Linked DNA regions of Homo sapiens: region 1 is linked to region 2. The links are chromatin loops, found by intact Hi-C in ENCODE. Cell type or tissue: GM12878. All regions are shown on one strand. Each heading gives the region's core, and the rest is flanking DNA. Links, peaks and the distances in the headings are about the cores only.

Region 1 (2,912 bases), core at 234-2,733, 90 kb before region 2:
ACACAAATTTCATTTTCAAAAATCCGGAATGACAGTTTAGCTTTAAAATGGTTGGCAGCAGGCAGCCACTTTGGGGTCTTGAGCTGGGAATGACAAGAGGCAAGACTACAACTTTCTATTATGGAGGGGAAGGAGGATGTGGTTTGTTGTGTGAGATGTTGAGGTCCAGGGGAGAGTAGTGATTAGACAATGACAAACTTAAGTGTCGGCAGGCAGTTTGCAAACCACTCTGCTGAATACCAATTATTACACTTTTTTTTTTGGTCTTTTTTTCCCCCCTCTTTCTGTGGAGAATGAGGTCTCGCTATATTGCCCAGGCAGGTCTCGAACTCCTGGGCTCAAGCTATCCTCCCGCCTCTGCCTCCATAAGAGCTGGGATTATAGGTGTGAGCCACTGCACCCGGTGAATACCAATGATTAAAAAACAGTGAACGGCTGGGTGCGGTGGCTCATCCCTGTAATCCCAGCACTCTGGGAGGCCGAGGCGGGCGGATCACAAGGTCAGAAGATTGAGACCATCCTGGCTAAGATGGTGAGACCCTGTCTCTACTAAAAAATACAAAAAAAATTAGCCGGCCATGGTGGCGGGCGCCTGTAGTCCCAGCTACTCGGGAGGCTGAGGCAGGAGAATGGCGTGAACCCGGAAGGTGGAGCTTGCAGTGAGCATACATCGCGCCACTGCACTCCAGCCTGGGCGACAGAGCAAGACTCCGTCTCAAAAAAAAAAAAAAAAAAAAAGCAGTGAACATGGGGCCCGGCGCCATGGCTCACGCCTGTAATCCCAGCACTTTGAGAGGCCGAGGCAGGTGGATCACGAGGTCAGGAGCTCGAGACCAGCCTGGCCAGCATGGTGAAACCCCATCTCTATTAAAAATACAAAAAAATTAGCCGGGCATGGTGGCACGCTCCTGTAGTCCTAGCTACTTGAGAGGCTAAGGCAGGAGAATTGCTTGAACCTGGGAGGTAGAGGTTGCAATGAGCAAAAATCACGCCACTGCACTCCAGCCTGGGCAACAGGGCGATACTCCATCTCAAAAAAATAAAAATAAAAACAAAAAACAAACAAAACAAAAAAAAGTGAACATTTATAGCTTGGTACTATACTAAGCACTGTACATTTAGTAACTCATTTAACCCTGATAGTCAGGTACCTGTATCATTCCCATTACATGGATTAAAAATTTGAGGCACCGAAGGGTTAAGCAACTTGTCCAAAGCTCCAGTTAAGCGTGGTGGAGCTCTCAAGTCTGTAGTCCCAGTACTTTGGGTGGCTGAGGCAGCAGGATTGCTTGAGGCCAGGAGTTTGAGACCAGCCTGGGCAACACAGTAAGACCTTGTCTCTAAAAAAAAGAAAAAAGGAAAAAAAAGAAAAAAAGGGTAGTGGAGCTGAAGTGTTAGTTTAGCTGAGTTCTGTAGTTAACCACCAAAGCTAGATATTTACTTTTACCTTTTATATGTGCAATTCAAGTTTCTCTATTCTAATTTATAAAGTTCTAGGTGACTAGAGCTCCCATGATATCATCTGACATGTTGCTGTTCTGGACTCAGGGTTGTTGAAAGCAGCTGACACACTCTGTTAATGATTCCAAGGCCAGAGTCAGGCTGCAGTGAAGAGTTGGCCTGGTGTGTAAGAACTCCATCCCCCCTAACCGGCAGGATGCAGGCAATGATTCAGTAGGTTAGGCTGGTTCCCCCCATCCCATCCCCTCACCCCCTGCCATCGTTCAAAATAGTAATTATGATGTAATGTTTAATGTTTAAAAAAATACTCTGGTGATTTATGGACTTAAAAACTATCTGAATGCACCCTGAGGATGATGGTGAAAGGTGCAATTTTGACATCAAAACAAGTGGGTGCATCTAATATTTAATTAAAGGATCAGATGAAGAAAGCAGATGCGAAGTCGCTCAGATGGAAATGTGGCCTAACCCCCAACCCAAGGTCTGAGAGAGTGACAGAAGCTAGTGTCACCTTTGAATACAAAACATGGCTACAGATGAATTCAAGAAAGAATGAAAATGTATTGCTTATATAATTTTAGGGCTAGTTTCTTTTTTTTCTTTCTTTTTTTTTTTTTTACGAGGCGGAGTCTTGCTCTGTCACACAGGCTGGAGTTCAGTGGCAGGATCTCAGCTCACTGCAACCTCCGGCTCCCGGGTTCAAGCAATTCTCTTGCCTCAGCCTCCCGAATAGCTGGGATTACAGGCGCCTGCCACCACACACGGCTAGTTTTTTGTACCTTTAGTTTCTTTTTAGTTAATTATTAAAATACAAGATGATTTATTTTCAGGATTCTTGAAGGCATATAGACTCCCTTTCAAATGTAAATGAGTGGAGGAAAAACTGGAAGCCTGCGTCCTCCTCCTTTGCTAACAAAGGGTGTTTATTAGCTAGGATGGCAATGAAAAATTTAATACAACGTAGTTTATAGCAGTGGACTGTGTCTTTGGCTCCTCATCTGGATGTGTAGCTCTGGCTCCTCATGGATAAGCTGTATAAAGCCTTATTAGATTCAAATACTAACCGTCGCTATGCCATATTAAAAAAAATCATTATAGCTATAAGCTGTATTTCTTATATAAGTGGGGTTAAATTGGTTGACTTAAAGATTTCCCCCTTTGCTACCAGTGCTAAAAAATTGTCTTAACCAAAATTAGGAATGTGCTAATTTAACAATTTACACTACAGGCCTGCTTCCTGGCAATGTGCTGTCAATTCAAGAAAAGAAAGAAGGAAAGCTACTTCACGATGAGAAATCAAACCTCACCCCCACTTCTCGCTCTCTCTTTTCTTCCTTTTTTTTTTTTTCCTCTGAGCAATGGTCCCCAGGAAACAAACCCACAAACCGCTGTCAAGTTTGATTCCTCTTTCTGGAGTTACAGCCTTCCTGCTCCTCCGTGATGGCTCAGCT
Region 2 (2,912 bases), core at 93-2,592:
TGACGAACATGGTGAAACCCTGTCTCTACTAAAAATACAAAAAAATTACCTAGGTGTGGTGGCTGGCACATGCATGTAATCCCAGCTACTCAGGAGGCTGAGGCAGGAGAATTGCTTGAATCTGCAAGGCGGAGGTTGCAGTGAGCCTAGATGGCGCCACTGGACTCCAGCCTGGGTGACAGTGAGACAACGTCTGAAAAAAAAAAAAAAAAAAAAAAAAAAAAAAGACTTTCATGTCTCCCAAGCAACAATCCAAATTTTTAAAATTTAATTAATGAGGACTAGAATAAAACACTGGAAGCATATACTCTGGTGGAATATTCAGACAATTCAACTTTTAGAGACTAGCATTTTTTTGGTCTAGGTATACTTTACACACAATAAATTTCACACATTTTAGAACATGGTTCTGTGAATTTTGACAAAAACACAATCACATAACCAACACAACAAGCACCATCAGGGCAGAAAAGCCAACTTGGCTTCCTAAAGGAGACAGAAACGAATGTCTCGTTAGTTTCATGGTCATTATCCATGAGATTGTAATACATGCTTAACCTGTCAAAATGAGAGGTGACAGCGTGCTGGCAGTCCTCAGAGCCCTCGCTTGCTCTTGGCGCCTCCTCTGCCTGGGTTCCCACTTTGGCGGCACTTGAGGAGCCCTTCGGCCCGCCGCTGCACTGTGGGAGCCCCTTTCTGGGCTGGCCAAGGCCAGAGCCGGCTCCCTCAGCTTGCAAGGAGGTGTGGAGGGAGAGGCGCGAGCAGGAACCAGGGCTGCGAGCAGCGCTTGCGGGCCAGCTGGAGTTCTGGGTGGGCGTGGGCTTGGCGGGCCCCGCACTCGGAGCGGCCCGCCGGCCCTGCCCGCCCCGGGCAGTGAGGGGCTTAGCACCCGGGCCAGCGGCTGCGGAGGGTGTACTGGGTACCCCAGCAGTGCCGGCCCACAGGCGCTGCGCTCAATTTCTCGCCGGGCCTTAGCTGCTTTCTCACGGGGCAGGCCTCGGGACTGCAGCCCGCCATGCCTGAGCCTTCCCCCGCCTCCATGGGTTCCTGTGCAGCCCGAGCTTCCCCGACGAATGCCGCCCCCTGCTCCACGGCGCCCAGTCCCATCGACCGCCCAAGAGCTGAGGAGTGCGAGCGCATGGCGCGGGACTGGCAGGCAGCTCCACCTGCAGGCAGCTCCACCTGCAGCAACCCCCTGCGGGATCCACTGGGTGAAGCCAGCTGGGCTCCTGAGTCTGGTGGGGACGTGGAAAGTCTTTATATCCAGCTCAGGGATTGTAAACACACCAATCAGCACCCTGTGTTTAGCTCAAGGTTTGTGAATGCACCAATCGGCACTCTGTATCTAGCTGCCCTGGTGGGGACGTGGAGAACCTTTATGTCTAGCTCAGGGATTGTAAATACACCAATCAGCACCCTGTGTTTAGCTCAAGGTTTGTGAGTGCACCAATCGACACTCTGTATCTAGCTGCTCTGGTGGGGCCTTGGAGAACATTTATGTCTAGCTCAGGGATTGTAAATACACCAATCAGCACCCTGTGAGTGCACCAATCGACACTCTGTATCTAGCTGCTCTGGTGGGGCCTTGGAGAACCTTTATGTCTAACTCAGGGATTGTAAATACACCAATTGGCACTCTGTATCTAGCTCAAGGTTTGTAAACACACCAATCAGCACCCTGTGTTTAGCTCAAGGTTTGTGAATGCACCAATCGACACTCTGTATCTAGCTGCTCTGGTGGGGCCTTGGAGAACCTGTGTGTGGAAACTCTGTATCTAACTAATCTGATGGGGATGTGGAGAACCTTTGTATCTAGCTCAGGGATTGTAAACGCACCAATCAGTGCCCTGACAAAACAGGCCACTCGGCTCTACCAATCAGCAGGATGTGGGTGGGGCCAGATAAGAGAATAAAAGCAGGCTGCTTGGGTCACCTTCCACAGTGTGGAAGGTTTGTTCTTTTGCTCTTTGCAATAAATATTGCTACTGCTCGCTTTTTGGGTCCACGCTGCTTTTATGAGCTGTAACATTCACTGTGAAGATCTGCAACTTCACTCTTGAGCCCAGCAAGACCACGAGCCCCCCCAGGAGGAATGAACAAGTCCAGACGCGGTACCTCAAGAGCTGTAACGCTCACCGCAAAGGTCTGCAGCTTCACTCCTGAACCAGTGAGACCACAAACCCACCAGAAAGAACAAACTCCAAACACATCTAAATATCAGAAGGGACAGACTCCAGACTCACCATCTTAAGAGCTGTAACACTCACCGCGAGGGTCTGCGGCTTCATTGTTAAAGTCAGTGAGACCAAGAACCCGCCGATTCCGGACACAAGAATGTTATCATTTTTACAAAATGATTGGTCTTTATTGTTAAACTATCATTGTCAATAAAACAAAGTTCCAGATTTAAAAAGACCAAAGAGAGAGAAAAAAGACAAAAAGGACATGGCAACCAGTGCAATACTGTACATAATCTTGCTAAAAGAACCATTTATGGCCAGGCGCGGAGGCTCATGCCTGTAATCCCAGCACTTTGGGAGGCCGAGGCGGGTGGATCACGAGGTCAGGAGATTGAGACCATTCTGATTAACACGGTGAAACCCCGTCTCTACTAAAAATACAAAAAATTAGCCGGGCGTGGTGAGCGCCTGTAGTCCCAGCTGCTTGAGAGGCTGAGGCAGGAGAATGGCGTGAACCCGGCAGCCGAGGCTTGCAGTCAGCTGAGATGGTGCCACTGCACTCCATTGAGCCTGGGCGACAAAGCAAGACTGTGTCTCAAAAAAAAAAAAAAAATTTACAACTGGAAAATGAACAGTAGATTAGATATGTGTTGTGTCAATATTAAATTTCCTAAATTTGATGTATTTAATGGTTATGTAAGATCTTTTTATGAAGATTTAAAAGAGCATGAT

What was found. Peaks named below come from ENCODE experiments on the same cell type or tissue, not always from the same donor. Only the 100,000 strongest peaks of a DNase experiment are listed, where the experiment ranks them.
Region 1: a loop joins it to region 2, with 2.0 times the contacts of the local background. A loop is called at or near these places in 4 of 110 quality-filtered maps.

Annotation. Positions count from the first base shown.
Region 1 is chr3:32,811,715-32,814,626 of GRCh38, forward strand. No RefSeq gene overlaps it. Among named protein-coding and RNA genes, the nearest start is that of TRIM71, 4.8 kb to the right of the region's middle. In GM12878, for the core only: no CTCF peak of the experiment used is centred there; a DNase peak (open chromatin) is centred at 1,605.
Region 2 is chr3:32,902,045-32,904,956 of GRCh38, forward strand. No RefSeq gene overlaps it. Among named protein-coding and RNA genes, the nearest start is that of CCR4, 48 kb to the right of the region's middle. RefSeq lists silencers at 839-918, 960-1,115, 1,139-1,298. In GM12878, for the core only: CTCF peaks have their summits at 157 and 1,177 (motif pointing left); no DNase peak of the experiment used is centred there; H3K4me3 peaks cover 430 bases.